Linked DNA regions of Homo sapiens: region 2 is linked to region 1. Evidence: read pairs that join two places in POLR2A ChIA-PET (ENCODE). Cell type or tissue: OCI-LY7. All regions are shown on one strand.

The links. Peaks named below come from ENCODE experiments on the same cell type or tissue, not always from the same donor. Only the 100,000 strongest peaks of a DNase experiment are listed, where the experiment ranks them.
Region 2: POLR2A ChIA-PET joins it to region 1 with 23 read pairs; 3 of 35 experiments call an interaction of 5 or more read pairs at or near these places.

What each region holds. Positions count from the first base shown.
Region 1 is chr2:183,112,698-183,120,697 of GRCh38, reverse strand. It overlaps a transcript of NUP35 not described here. Among named protein-coding and RNA genes, the nearest start is that of NUP35, 7.7 kb to the left of the region's middle. In OCI-LY7, no CTCF peak of the experiment used is centred here; a DNase peak (open chromatin) is centred at 3,207; H3K27ac peaks cover 652 bases.
Region 2 is chr2:182,925,345-182,933,344 of GRCh38, reverse strand. NCKAP1 (NCK associated protein 1) reads left to right here. Exons shown (of 31, transcript NM_013436.5): 27 at 2,557-2,650; 28 at 4,446-4,562; 29 at 5,119-5,228; 30 at 6,440-6,529; 31 at 7,527-8,000. The coding sequence ends at 7,643. Among named protein-coding and RNA genes, the nearest start is that of FRZB, 63 kb to the right of the region's middle. In OCI-LY7, no CTCF peak of the experiment used is centred here; no DNase peak of the experiment used is centred here.

The DNA.
Region 1 (8,000 bases):
TGATTTCTAGATTATATTGTTTGTAAAATAGAAACAATACCTACTTTGAAAAATGGTTATTCTTAGTACAGTGTCTGCTCCACTTTGTTTTTTCTGACATTCACCTTCTCTACCATCAAACATTGAGATATTCTTTCTGCCTCTTCAATTCCTATACAATTGCAGTCAACTCCTTACATCTCCCTGCCTTCAGTTTCTCCCACCAAGCCTAACACACCAGTAGCCAAAACTTTCTTTTTTTTTTTTTTTTTTGAGACGGAGTCTCACTCTGTCATCCAGGCTGGAGTACAGTGGAGCGATCTCAGGTTACTGCAACATCTGCCTCCCGTGTTCAAGAAATTCTCCTGCCTCAGGCTCCCGAGTAGCTGGGATTACAGGTGTACACCGCCACACCCGGCTACTTTTTGTATTTTTAGTAGAGACAGGGTTTTGCCATGTTGGCCAGGCTGGTCTCGAACTCCTGACCTCAAGTGATCTGTCAGATTTGGCCTCCCAAAGTGTTGGGATTACAGGCATGAGCCACCGTGCCTGGCCCAAAGCTTTCTTCTTCATACACATTACCCAGCTGTCTGAAAACACTCACTGAGTTCCTATTTTCTACAGAAGCCTCCTTTTCTTCAGCCTCCACAAGACTCAGGTGTGCAGCACATGTCATTTAGTAACATCCTTCATTATACTATATACATTGTCACCTGGACAGCAAAGAAGGAAAAAATCAGAATCTCTCATGGTGGGAGGGTAGAAGCATCTCTTTAAGAGACTTCCATAGGAACCCCTAAAGGCAATACACATTGTTACCCTACTTTCACCCTGGGGTAACTGAGATCCTTGGCTTCAAAAATAAAATCCCAGGGTGGGGTGGCATGTACCTTTTAGTCCCAGCTACTCAGGAGGCTGAGGCGGGAGGATCACTTGACCCCAGGAGTTCCATGCTGCAGTGAGCCATGATCCTGTTACTGAACTCCAGCCTAGGCCACAGAGCTGGACCCTGTTCCCTGCCCACCCCCCTCCAAAAAGAAAAATTTCCTTCACCTCCTCATCCTAACCTTTTGCTCCAATCAATTCTCTCATTATTCCCTGTTGAAAACCCTCATTCTCTTGTGAACAGCTCTTCACATTGTATTTCTTGCTCACATCAACCCTCTGCCTAGCATCCCTTAGCTTTCCACCCCAATTTGCAAAGTCTTGTGTTTCTTTCAAGTAGCAGCTCAAGCCTCTTTCTGTCATGTAAACCTGCCCCAGCCATGCCAACTCTGATTCGTCTTATCTCTTCACCTCACTTTGCTGTAAGATACTTGTTTTGTAAGTTTTCTTTTCAGCCCCACTAGATGGATTTTCTTGAGGCCAGGGACCATAACTTTTCCTATTTTGTATTTCCATTATTTTTCAATTAAATGTATGTTGAAAAATAAATGGTTACAGTAGGTAGCTATTCAGGCATAAACAGAGCAAGAGAAGGTGCCCCCTACCCCAACCAGGAATGTCAGGCGGTTGTTAAACTCTCTCTCTAAAATAATTGATTGCAGCCAGTGCCAGGAAAAGGCAGTTTCCCAGTAGATAGAAACACCTAAAACTGGTGATCGGCAGCTTCCCGATAAGATCCAAGGAGTTGGGAAAGTGGGCTCAAGCATGCATATTAAGAGGCAAAATGGAGGAGTTTAACTGGTATCTGACCTCCTAAGGACATTCAGCTGGTAAGGGAAGAACACTTCCAGTGAGCATGCGTACAACTCCAGTAAACACATTGCGCATGCTTACCTCCAAAGTGCTAACAGGCCTCTCACTCCAAGGGAGGAATCAAGGGAAAAGGGATGCAAGATGCCAGAAGTATGCCAACATGTAAAACCCTACGTCCAAGGTCAAATGGGGCACTTGTCCTCCAAGATGCCCGCTTGGCCCTCTTCCAAGTGTACTTTACTTTCTTTTCATTCCTCCTCTCAAGTTTTTCAACAAACCTTCACTCCTGCTCTAAAACTTGTCTTGGTCTCTTCTGCCTTATGCCCCTTAGTCAGATTCTCTCCTGAGGACACAAGAATTGTTGTTGCAGACCCGTATGGATTTGCCGCTGACAACATATTTTGGTGCTGTGTAATTTGGATTCCCACCACTGACAACAAAATGATTAAACATTAATTACAAGCTGTAAATAAACATTAAACAAAGGATAATTATCTGACATAACTTATTTAATGCAATTTTGCATGTTTGCCAATTTTAAAAATCATAACTGCACATTAGTTATATTAAGTGCTTATTATAAAATGAAGACCTGTTTATAGTTCTAATTACCCTTTTTTGTGTAAAATGAGATCTTCAAAATGTGGATTATCTTGAATGAGAAACATTTGTACTTTTTTTATTTCTTGTTAAACTGCAATTTTAGAAATACTGCATGTTCACTATATTCCTCTGTAGATGAATATTATCTTGATTACAATACTTTTTTCTCTACCTTCTATTCTGAACGCACTAAATAAACTGTCAAATGGAACCTGTTTCCTATTTCTGTTCTGAATTCCTTCCTCCCAGGACATCAGATTTCATCATAGTGCTATTTTTGTAGACCATTGATTATCAAACTTAGGTGGGGAGCCCTTTCTTCAACAAAGGATGGTGCAGATGCTTAATAAATACAACTGCCCAGTTGGGAGGGGAGGAACAGAAAGAGTACAAGGGTTCTTGCCCCCTAAACTGCCAAGTATCGCAACTCCAGGTGACTCTTGAAATACTTGGTTTGGAGTACCTAGGGCTACAGAGAGCTCAACCTGAAAATTAGCTCTGAGCTATATTTCAACTTTCTTCTAAACTCAAATTTTGAAAAAGTCAGAAATATGTAAAATCTCACATTTTAAAAATTTTTCAATAAGTTTAATATATCCACACCAAACTGCTTGTATATCTATCATATATACTGAATATTCATCAACCTATTTATAAGTGTCCAACAATATGCAGTGTTTGTATATAAATACAAAATCAACTTGTTACTCTTAAAAGCCCACTCTCAGTCTATTCTATAAAACAAAAACAAATAATTTTTTAAAATTGAAGTGAAGAAAAAAGATTTCCACCTTTAGTAAGACTTTAGAAAAAAGATGGAGTTTGTCATCTTCAGAAAGAGAGCAAGGGGAGAGAGCATCTTATCACTCATGCTCTCACCGTCTCAGCCTTCAGCACCTGGTGTAGCATGGGCTACCCCTCACTTAATGATGTCACATAAAGCACACAGAGGAACCATGACTTCCTGGATACCAAGGACAAGTGATCTCCAAAGACCCTTTGTGATGTTTACAATGTAGAGATCTGGCTGGGCATGGTGACTCACGCCTGTGATCCCAGCACTTTGGGAGGCTGAAGCAGGAGGATTGCTTGAGCTCAGGAGTTTAACATCAGCCTGGGCCACACAGTGAGACCTCGTCTTTAAAAAAATCAGACATCATCTTTAAAAAAATACAAATTTGGCTGGGCACAGTGGCTCATGCCTGTAATCCCAGAAATTTGGGAGGCCGAAGCGGGTGGATCACCGGAGGTCAGGAGTTCGAGACCAGCCTGGCCAACATGTTGAAACCCCGTCTCTACTAAAAAAGTACAAAAATTAGCTGGGTGTGGTGGCAGGCACCTGTAATGCCAGCTACTCGGGAGGCTGAGGCAAGAGAATCGCTTGAACCCAGCAGGTGGAGGTTGCAGTGAGTCAAGATCATGCAATTGCACTCCAGCCTGGGCAACAGGAGTGAAACTCTGTCTCAAAAAAAAAAAATACAAATTTACTCTTGTTATTTGCATTATCTGACCTCTATAAACAATCATGACCAAAGCCATGTCTTTATACATTTAAAAATAAAATATTACATGTGAAAATGCATGAAGTTTTTCTGATCATTTTACTATAGTAAACAACTGGCAGAAAGGAAGTAGCTAAACTTCAAAAGAAACATCAGTTTACTTCATTCACCTGTTGTCGTTAAATCAATTAAATGATTCCTTTCACCTGCAGGAAGTGAAAAAACTAACTTTAAAACTTACATAACTTTCAGGTGTAATTTTATTTCCTGCTCTTCTATTTGAACTATCAGGTAGTTTGATCAGATGTTTAAAAGAGGAAGTTCATAGCAGGCAAAATTGACAACTTTGAATAAAAAATGCTATGGATTTTAGGAAGAGCTATATCAAGGATTTGCCTTGAAATAATTTGCTAGGGTAGGGAGGGCAGAAAGAGAGGAGGGATGATGTCTAGGGGTATACATTAAACCAGAAAAGCCATGAGTCAATAAATGTTGATGGTAACAAATTATGCTATTCTTTGTTTTTCTTTTTCTTTTTTCAGAGTGCTAGAACTCAATGCTATTGTCTATAATTTTGTGTATGTTTGTTATTTTCCCTAATTAAATTCTTTTTTAAAAAAAACATCAATAAGCCTAAATTCTAGAGTGTTCAAAAGTCATACATTCTGTCTCAGCTTATGTGAAAAATGAGAGAAAAAAAATCAATGAAAAACGCTGGGCATGGTGGCCTCAGCCTATAATCCTAGCCACTCAGAAGGGTGAGGCAAGAGGATCACTTGAGGCCAGGAGTTTGAGACCAGCCTGGGCAACTTCTGGGGACCCAAGAAATAAAAATAAAAAATTTTGCCAGGCATAGTGATGCACGCATGTAGTCCCAGCTACTTGGGAGGCTAAGGTAGGAGGATAACTTGAGCCCAGGAAGTTTGAGGCTGCAGTGAGCTATGATCACACTACTGCACTCCAATCTGGGTGATAGAATGAGACCCTGTCTCTTCAAAAAACAAAAAACGAAAAAAGGAAAACATGAATCTTTCCTTGCTTGATAATGCCTTTGTTTAGAGAATCAGCGTGTTGTTGACTACAGGTGCAAATCTTGACTTCAAATACTTAATAGACATGTGACATTAACATCTCTAAGACTCTGTTTTAAAAATCTGAATAGTGTGAATAATTTTACCTACCTCATGTAATACATTGACTTATTTACCCAGCAATAGATATATATTAAATATAATATATTCAACAATTGAATTTTAGCCTAATGGTCTTATCTGTCATTCAGCATACGATGTAGCCTTTGATAAACTAATTTGGCTTCTTCCCCCATTAATCTGCCAAACAAGTCTTTCCAAAGTCACCAAAGACCTCTGATATGTTTTGGATCTGTGTCCCCACCCAAATCTTATATTGAAATATAATCCACAGTGTTGGAGGTGGGGTCTGGTGGGAGGTGATTGGATCATGGGGGTGGATTTCTCATGAATGGTTTAGCACCATCCCTCCTGGTACTGTCTTTGAGATAGTGAGTTCTCATGAGATATGGTTGTTTAAAAGTGTGTAGCATGTCCCACCTCACTCTCTTGTTCCTGCTTTCACCATGTGAAGCACCTGCTCCTGTTCTCCCCTCCACCATGAGTAAAAAGCTTCCTGGGGCCTTCCCAGAAGCAAATACCACTATACTTTCTATACAGCCTGCAGAACTATGAGCTAATTAAACCTCTTTTCTTATAAATTACCCAGTCTTGGGTATTTGTTTATAGCAATGCAAGAACAGACTAATACAACCACCATGAGGCTAAATCCAATACATTTTAGGTTCTAACCTTTTGTAACTTCTCAGTGTGAGTTCTTGAACACTCTCTTTGTAGCCTTCAGTTTCTCTGGCAATATACTCTCTTGAGTTCCCTCCTGCCTCTCTCACCATATGACCATGTCTTTTCTTGACTCATCCTCCTCTACCTAGCCACTAAAAATTGTTCCCATAGCCAGGTGCCAGTGACTCACACCTATAATTCTAACATTTTGGGAGGCTGAGGCAGGAAGATCGCTTGAGCCCAGGAGTTCGAGACCAGCCTGGGCAACATAGCAAGACCCTGTCTCTATAAAAATAGTAATAATAATAATAAAATTGTCCCCCAAGGCTTTATCTTATGATCTGGCCTTGCCCTACACTCTTTCCTCATATGTTGTCATCCATGCACATTGCCTACAATGACTCTCAATTCATATCGCCAGCCCAGATCATTCTGTGTGGTACAAATTTATGTATCCAATTACCTACTTGACATATCTATTTGACTTGGATATCTCAAAGGTACTTCAAAATCAAATTTAAAAAGCCAAACTCATGGTCTTTTGTATAAAACTTGAATATTTATCTCAGGGAATGGCACCACCAGCCATCTAGTTATTAAAGCATGAAACCATGGATGGTGTTGAAAACCTCTCTTTCCAACACAAATTCAATGCCAAGTCCTGTGAATTCTACCTCCTAAATACCATTTAAATGCATCCATTTTTTTTTCAATTTTTACTGCTTCAGCAAAATCTCAGTTTCATCACCTGAGACCTGGACCTAGCTTCCTTAATGATCTTGCTTTCCCTCCCTAATCCACTCTCCACAGTGCAGTCAGACTGATCTTTTTAAAGTAATATTCTGCATAAGTTTCTCTCCTGCTTAAAACTTTTCCATTTTGCTGGGTGCAATGAGTCACACCTGTAATCCTAACAGTTTGGGAGGCTGAAGTGGGATTGCTACAGGTAGTCCCACCTGCTTGGGTGGCTAAGACAGGAGGATTGCTTGAGCCCGGGAAGTTGAGGCTGCAGTGAGCCCTGATCATGCCACTGCACTCCAGCCTGGGTGACAGAGCGAGATCCTATCTCAAAACTTTTCAGTTTCTTTCACTGTTTAAAAGGCCAAAATCCTAGAGCTTCCTACAAGCCCCTGCTTGATGTAGCCTAACAGTCCAGCCTCATCTGACACCACCTTATCACTTCTGGTTCACTGCTCCAGCCATTCAGCCCTCTTTCCATCACTCCAATGTGTCATGCTCCTTCCCAACCCTGGGTCTTTACCTATTCTCCTCCCTCAGTTTTGGAAGACCTGCAACAACCCACTCTCCCTCACTTAGTCAACGCCTACTTATCTTTTCTAACCGATGGTAAATGTCACTCAAAAGTCAGGAAAGCCTTCCCTCATAACTAGATGAGGTTACTGTTTGAGTTATATATTTCTGTACTTTAAAAAATAATCCATATCTTCCCTCCCAACTAGATTATAAGCTCCATGAAGTCAAGGACTTGTGTTTTTTTCATTAAGCCTTTTAAAAACTTTATTTTTGAGATATTTATAGATTCACCAGCAGTTGTAAAAAACAATGCAGAGAAATCTCATGGCCCCTTACCCAGTTTCTCCCAATGATTACATCTTGCAAAACTAAAGTACAATGTCATAACCAGGATATTGAACAGTGATACATCAAGTTAAAGGACATTATTATTACCATGTTGCCCTTTTATAACCCCACCAACTTCCCTCTCCTGCCACCATTTCCTTAATTCCTGAAAATCACTATTCTGTTCTCCATTTCTATAATTTTGTCATGTCAAGAATGTTATAGTAGTGGAATCATACAGTATGTAACATTTTGGGGATTGACTTTTTTACTCAGCATAATTCTTTGTAGATTCATTCGGCTTGACGCACACACATCATTAGTTTGTTCCTCTTTATTACTGAATGGTATTCCATGGCATGGATGCATCACACTTTAGACAGCCATTCACCCATTGAAGAACATCTGGGTTGTTTCCAGTTCTGCCTATTACAAATAAACTGTCTATAAACATTCATGTACACGTTTTTGTATTAATATATATAATCATTTATCTGGGGAAAATGCCCAGGGGTATAGTTGCTGGGTCACACAGTAGTTGTGTATTTAGCTTTTTTAAAAACTGCCAAAATCTTTTCCAGAGTAGCCGTACCATTTTACACTTCCACCAATAACATATAAGTGATTCCATTTCTCTATATCCTTGCCAACATTTGGTGTGTCATTATCTCTTAGCCATTCTGGTGGGTATGTAGTGATATCTCATTGTGGTTTTAACTTGCACTTCCCCAGTAGCTATGATGTCGAACATTTTATTATGTGCTTATTTGTCATCTGTATATCCTCTTCAGTAAAGTGTCTCTTCATACATTTTGTCCATTTC
Region 2 (8,000 bases), 190 kb after region 1:
TTCTTCCTTCTCTCACTCTCTTTCTTACTCTGTCCCTCTTTTTATATGGTATTCTGTGAGCTAACTAGATCTTTCTGTTGCATTCTCACATCTATCTGTTTTACCTTCTAATTTATTCTACTTGAAAATACCAACCTTTTCTCTTTCTGCCTTTTGAAATCCTGCCTGTATTTTAAGGCTTGATTCAATTGCCATTTTCTAAGAACCATTCCTAGATTCTCCAATGATAAAGAACTTCTTCTTTCTTAGTGTTATCAGAGAACTTGTTTATCTCCTGTGGAGTTGAATATAATCTGCCTTGTATTATAATTCTATTTTTCTACTTATATTTATACCAAATGGTATATATCTTGAAGACCCAGACTTTGTTTTTTTGGTGTTGTTGCTGTTGTTTCTCTTACAGTGTTTTGTGCAGAATAAACATTTGAGATCAGTGATTGTCTTGTGATTCTATGATTGAAAACTATGTACAAATAGCTCAAAATGATTTCCTAAGTGGAAACACTGCAGAAAAAATAAAGTTAAGGAGACAAAAACTAATCAGTTCTTGAGAAGACACTGATGTGCAGAATTATAAGAATTCTAATTAATATTCTGAGCAACCATTCACTTTTCACCTGACATAATCATGTTTAGTTTCCAGCAAACTTTCAATAGAACTTAACTTTTAAAAAAAAAAACAACAAAAAACAAAAACATGTTTTTAAACAGCTTTATTGAGTTATAACGCACCTATCAGAAAATTTACTCATTTAAAATGCACAATTCAGTGGTTTTTAGTGTAGTGACAGAGTTGTTCAACCATCACTAAAGTCAGTTTTAGAACATTTTCATCATCCCCAAAAAGAAGCCTTGTACCCATTAGCAGTCACTCCCCATTCCACTTCTCCCCCATCCCCAGCCCTAGGCAACGACTAATCTACTTTCTGTTTAAATTAGCCTACTTTGGACACTTACATAAATCATCATGTGTAGTCTTCTGATACTGGCTTCTTTCACTTGGCATATTTTCAGGATTCATACATATTACAGCATATATCAGTACTTTTTTTAATGATTGTTGAATAATGTTTCATTGTATGGGTATACAACATTTTGTTTATTCACATCAATTGATGGACATCTGGGTTGTTTTCACTTCTTAGCTATTAGAAACACTGCTACTGTGAACATCCGTGTACAAGTTTTTAATGTGTGAACGTGTATTATTTCTCTTGAATATATACCAGGAGAGAATTGCAGGGTCATATGAAAACTGTATGTTTAGCCTTTTGAGGAACTGCTAAACTGTTTTCAAATTGGGTGTGTCATTTTGCATTCCTACCAGCATTGTATGAGGGTTTCATTTTTTCTGCATCTTCACTAATACTTGTAATTGTCTGTGTTCTTAATCATAGCCATCTAGTGAGTGTGAAGTGGCATCTCATTGTTTATATTTGCATTTTCCTGATGGCAAATTATGTTGAACATGTTTTCATATGTTTACTGGTTATTTCTATATCTTCTTTGGAGAAATAACCATTCAAAGCCTTTGACATTTTAAATTGGGTTGTCTTTTTCTATTTGTGAGTTCTTCATATGTTTTGGATACAAGTCCATTAACAGATTCATGATTTGCAAATCTTTTCTCTAATTCTATAGGTTGATGATGTCTTTTAGTTTCAATGAAGTCCATTTTATCTGTTTTTGGGGGTTTGTTTGTGCTTTTGGTGTCAGTCTAAGAAACCATTGCCTAATGCAGTGTCATGATGATTTGTGCCTATATTTTTTTCTAAGCGTTTTACAGTTTTAGCTCTTACATTTAGGTTTATGATTTATTTTGAGTTAATTTTTGTGTGTGAAGTGAGTAATAGATTACAAACATTTTAATCTAGAACTTAATCCCTGCCATGTTCCCAGTTTTTCTAAGCTATACTATTTTACTTCGTATTTTATACTAAGGTTTTTTGTCGCAATATCAGAGGTAACCAGTTATATAGATAGCTTTCTTCTGAGGTTATTGAGCAGTCAGAATGCCTTGAATATTTGAAATCTATATGTGATACAGAAAAATTACTTTCGTTATTAGAAATTCCCTTATCAGATTTTTAAATGAATACTCCTTAAAAAAACTATTATAAGTAATTTGCTATATTTATAGATACGATATGATTAGACATTGAACCACTATAATTTTTCATTAAACCACTATGGAGATAAACACAGGTCTAGTAATATTGATTCACTTTGTTCATTTATTCATCTTTTCTGACTTGATATTTTATATTCATGCTTCCAAGCAAAGTGATAACTTTAGAATTATCCTGTTGGAATGTGCCACAGAAAGTATACAAGTTTTGTTTGGCCTAGCAGTAGGAAGTTAGAACCAGCAGCACCTCACAGTATTCAACCTACATTGAATCAGTTGTTCAGTATACTTAGTTTTGCTGTAGTTTCTGCTTCAGCCAAGTTTCCGAAATTCTCTGGTGTTCTTCTAGGCAGACTCTAATAAACAGTGAGCTTTCTCAGAAATTTGTTAGACTATTTATTGCTCTGTAATTCTTTTGTTTTTATCAGGTTGCAATGAATGTGTATGAGTTATCATCAGCTGCCGGATTACCTTGTGAGATTGATCCTGCATTGGTCGTAGCTCTTTCTTCACAAAAATCGGGTAAAATGCATTAGTAAATATTTAATACTCTTAGTTAAAGTTACCAGGGCAGCATAGGTATAGGTATGATATTTAACCATATATTCAAATGCCTGCTTTGTGTTCAGCTTTTTAAATTTGTTATTATTATTGCTGGTACTTGGACTATATCAGTGCATAAAACACAAACATCACCCTTCTGGAACTTAAGATTGGTTGAGATTACTGAGCCATTTAGTGTATATAGATGCAGCAGTGAAGAGGATCCAGGTCTGAGCCTTGAGCCATTCTAAGATTTAAGAGCTCAGGGAGAAAAGGAAAAACCACGAAAAAAGAAATTTAGAGAAATTGAGAAGAAAGGACCAATGAAGTAGAAGAAAAACCAGGAAAGGGTAGCTTCCAGGAAGATAGAAAGGAAATGATCAGCTATGTAGAGTTAATTGGTGGTACTAACAAGATCAGTGTCAGTGAGGTTTTATGGGCAAAAGGCTGAGTAGTGAGTAAGGGAGATTAAGGGAGAACAGGAGGAAAGGATTTGGAGATAACTAGAAGACAACTCAAAGAGTTCTATTGTAAAGGGAAGCAAAGAAATAAAATCTCACCAGCTGGAGGCAAGAGCAAAGTCAAGAGAAGGATTTTTTTAAGATGGAGGAGATTACAGCATTTGTATGCTAATGGGAGATGGTCCAGTAGATAGCAAAAAATTGAGATCTAGGAAAGGGTATTCTGTTTTTATTGTACTAGAGTTATTCACCATCAAGAGTTTTATATAAAACATTTAGAAATTTTTAAGACCAGCCCTTAGAAATGCAGTACTCAGAATCCTGTAGATATTTCTTGATTTGTCTACAAAGTAAATATAGCATTTCATCTCTTTCTACTACTAAAATGCCCCTTCTGCCTCCTTGAGGCAGCAGCATGGTGTTTGAGTTCATCAGTTTTTTTTTTTTTTTCATTTAACAATGCAATTTTGTTTCCTCATTCATACAGTATGTTACATTTAGTCACATGGATAATTATAATTATTACTTGATTTGCTACAGCTGTATTTTTTGTAGTCGACCAAATCTTTAAAACATATTTCAGCTCTTTTCTTACATTCAATTCTTAATTATATCTAATGGTGATTAGTAGCCTAAATAACCCACAATTTGAGTGCATATCACAATAAATGTTTTAGAAAGGGTTATGTCTTGAAAGCTTTAGAGCAATGCTGGGTATTTTTATTCATGACTAGTTTCTTCTGTCTTCTTCTGTCTTCTTTTATTCATGACTAGTTTCTTCTGTCTTCTAAAATAGAGAGGTTGAAAACCCATTCCACTTTCCACATTTATGTCTTTTAAATAGTAAATTTCAAATTATATTCATATCTCTTTCAAAAAGTAATTAAGATTTTTTTGGTGATTTTGCAGAATAATTTATAAGTTTTCTAAATTGTAAATAGAACTGTCTCATAAAGTAATAATTCCTCATTAGTTTTCAATTAGGAAATTGTAGGATTGCAGTTATCCTAACTGTATTTTTTGTTCTATAATCTTACAATTAAAAAAAATAAAATCTTACCTTACTGTTTTATCAGACGTCCTTGAAATATGCCTAAGTAGTTGATAATAGTCCATTGTAATATAAACTGTTTCTACTTTATATTTTTATAACAAAATTGTGACCAATTCTATAGAATGCTAGTAAAATAGTTTACTATTTCAAAAAAAAAAGTAAACCATTTTTAAAATAAAAATCTGTTTAGTTTAGATTATCAAATCTTAACTAATCTTGAAGAAATACCTTGATTTTATTCTTAATTTTTGTCTCTTAGAAAACATTAGTCCAGAAGAAGAGTATAAAATTGCCTGCCTTCTCATGGTGTTTGTGGCAGTTTCTTTGCCAACACTGGCCAGTAATGTGATGTCTCAGTACAGCCCTGCTATAGAAGGTAATAGTGGTTTAAAATTGTTTTGGCGATGAATAAATCATGGGTTTTGGTATTTTATAATAAAATATGAGTTAAGTTCTGCCACTAACTGGCAGTGGAACATGGGGTAGTCTGTTTCCCTTTTCCTAAACTGCAGTTTCCTGATATATGAAATGTGTGTAAGTAAGCTCATGTGTGCCTGAATGTGTGTAGAGGTCGGTGAGGGATTATCCAACTCATAGGATTATTTTAAGGATTGAATGGTAAAATGTTGTAAAGCAGCTAAGCACTTCCTTTTTATTTCCGAGCTACTATAAAACTGATGTGTGATTTCTTTTAGATGTTTTCAGAAGTGTTTGCCTGTTTAACATATACACGATCGTTTGTTACTCTCCTGTTAAACTAGTTTTAAAAACATCAGTGTTCATGAAAGTCAAAGGAGAGCAAGTCCGGTCATGTCCCAACTCTACTCTTAATTATGCCCCTATTTATGCAGATTGTGAAGTCATTAAAGATTTGCCTTCTATGTATTATTTGCTATTTTGGGGTCTACACAACCCTATTTGCATTTTCTCAGGGCATTGCAACAACATACATTGCTTGGCCAAAGCCATCAACCAGATTGCTGCAGCTTTGTTTACAATTCACAAAGGAAGCATTGAAGACCGTCTTAAAGAATTTCTGGCGGTATGTATAATCAAATAACAAAACTCATCACATTTTATAAAGAAAACTAAAATTCACAACCACAAAATGTAAGAATAAATTCTCTTTATTTTTACATTTTATTTAGTGTCCTCTAATGGCATTTTGTTTTCAAATTATTTTCTCAGGTATATGAATTTCAGTCTCCTTTTATTTTTATTTGTTTATTTTCTTTTTTGGAGGGAGAAACAGGTGAAGGTGGGGCATTAAAATCGAGGAGCCGTCCGTTATTTCCCTTAGACTCGGAAGTCTCTTTCCCAACTCTAGAGCTCTGCAATATGACCTTTTTTCCCCAAGCTGATGTTTGGACTGCCCTAGAAATTTTCCTAGGCTTGAAAGAGAAAAAAAGCAAAGGAAAATTGAGGCCAAGAGAGAAGCTATTCCCTCTAAAAAGACATATTTTACTTTTTTCCATTTCTTTGGAGAAAGACAATTAATGGTGAAAAATTCATCATTAAAAATACTACTCACTACCAAGAGAGAGGAGTGCTAAATGTAGCCTCATGAAACATGGTTTTTAGTTTCTCTATCAATGTAGTTCTTTCTTTTCTTTATTAATATAACCTTTTCCATATTTTATTTAAACGAAAGATATACCATGGCATACTGAACTCTAGAACATTTACTTCTTTTTCAGTTATAAATCCTGTCAGCTTTTTTAAAAAATAATTTTTAAATTACAAATGCAAATATAGTACTAACTTGAGGAGAAAATAACTTCTATTTCAAGGAAAACACTATTAAAAATTTTAAGTGTTTCTTTCCATTTGCAAATAATTCCTTCACTCAGGGTTTAATGTCTTAATCTTACAGTGTTTCTGTGAAGTCAAATCCAGTGTGAAACTGTCTTCTTCCTTGGGAACTAAGAAATATAGTCAGTATAGATAATGGGATGGGATAAGAGAAAATAATTTGAATCATTTTAAAAAGCAGACTTGTTCTGAAAAAATCAGTTTTAAAGACCAATAAGAATATTTGATTACATTTATTATGTTAGTGTCTCTTTGTGCCTTAATTACTCTCTAAATTACTGCTTGAATGTAGGCTATCTAAGCTCATCTTATTTAATTGCTCATTATTTTATATTTAGCACTGAATGATTGAAATGTGTTGGAAGTTGAAACATACCTAAAATAAGTAACCGATGAACCTTTTATTAACAAACTCACTTTATGTGTATGTATACTTTTAAGCTTGCATCCTCCAGTCTACTGAAAATTGGCCAGGAGACAGATAAAACTACAACAAGAAATAGAGAATCTGTTTATTTACTGCTAGATATGGTAAGTCTCATTTTAATTTTTACTAACAATAAAAAAGTTCCAGTCGTTCCTGAGAATCTTTTCTTGGCATCTTAGTCATTGAATACTTTTTTTGATCCCTTTTGTTCACTTCACGTAAGCCACACCTTTCTAAAATTTGCAGAGAAGACTGACATCACTCATATTTTATCATTTCGGTAATATCAGAAGATAACAATCAAAGGTTAGCATTAACTGTGGGTATTCTTTTATGAACAGTTTTTCAACCTGTTGGAAAACACTCAGGCCTTGTATTTTTCTAGTGTATTGGTGTCACCTCTCTTCCAGTTTTCTGAGTTTTCTACATTCTAACTCTATTCTGCCCATTTCTCGTAATTTTCTGTAATTCTCTGTGCCTAGTCACTTCCCTCTCTGCAGTATCTGTGAACCAGCTCTTGCTTGTTTCTACCACGTGGCTCTTTCCCCACTTAGAGTTATTTTCCTTACCTGCAGAAATTGGATTTATCCTAATGACTTAGCACATCCCACAGCTCAAATCTTTTTCCAGATAGTCTTTCTTGATTACTTTGGCCTACATTAATCTTTCTTCTGTTTTGAATTCTTACAGAATTTACAGCTTTCCATTTCATTATAGTCGGTCTTATGTTTGGTTTTGCTTCCTAGCTTAGTCTTTGATTGCCAGGTAGAGTTGATAGTACAAAAAAAAAATATTTTTGTATTGTCTTTTATTTCTAGTATATCAGTGAGGAAAATGAAAGTGCTCAATATATTCCTGTTGATTAAATAAATTTAATTGAAAAGTAGCTCTTTTTAAACAGTTTGATATACATTCACTGTGGCACATTTACATTTTAGATTAAGTAAAAGGAAAATAATATGTGTCTATTGCTAATAAGAACAATATAGAAGTTATGCCTTACTGGTTGTCAATAAATGTTCCCATTATAAATAACTTATGATTTTTGTTTATAAACAAGTTATAAATAACTTGTTTTGATGGATTTTTTGAATTTTACAGATTGTACAAGAATCTCCATTCCTTACAATGGATCTTTTGGAATCTTGTTTTCCTTATGTCTTGCTGAGAAATGCATACCATGCTGTCTACAAACAAAGTGTTACATCTTCTGCATAAAATTACCTACTTAATCAAGATAAGCACGCATTTTTGTTGCCTTGGTTTTACCTGTAGACTGTGGAACTATTTTACCTTAAGACCTGAAAAAGTTTTGTGGATTATAAATTTCTTTCATACGGTTGTATTTTCTGATCATTGGTTTCTTAATATGGTTGTACTACAGTATACTTGGTTGATTTAGGTTGCACATTCACTGAATTCACTGAGATTATTCCTATAATTTTAAAGTATCATTTATTTGAAAAACATACATTATCAACATGTTTTTGATATTTGATAATGAAAAAAATCTTTGCTTGTTTATTTCTGAAAAAGAACTGTATTTAGTGATTATTTTAGATAGTGATATTATAG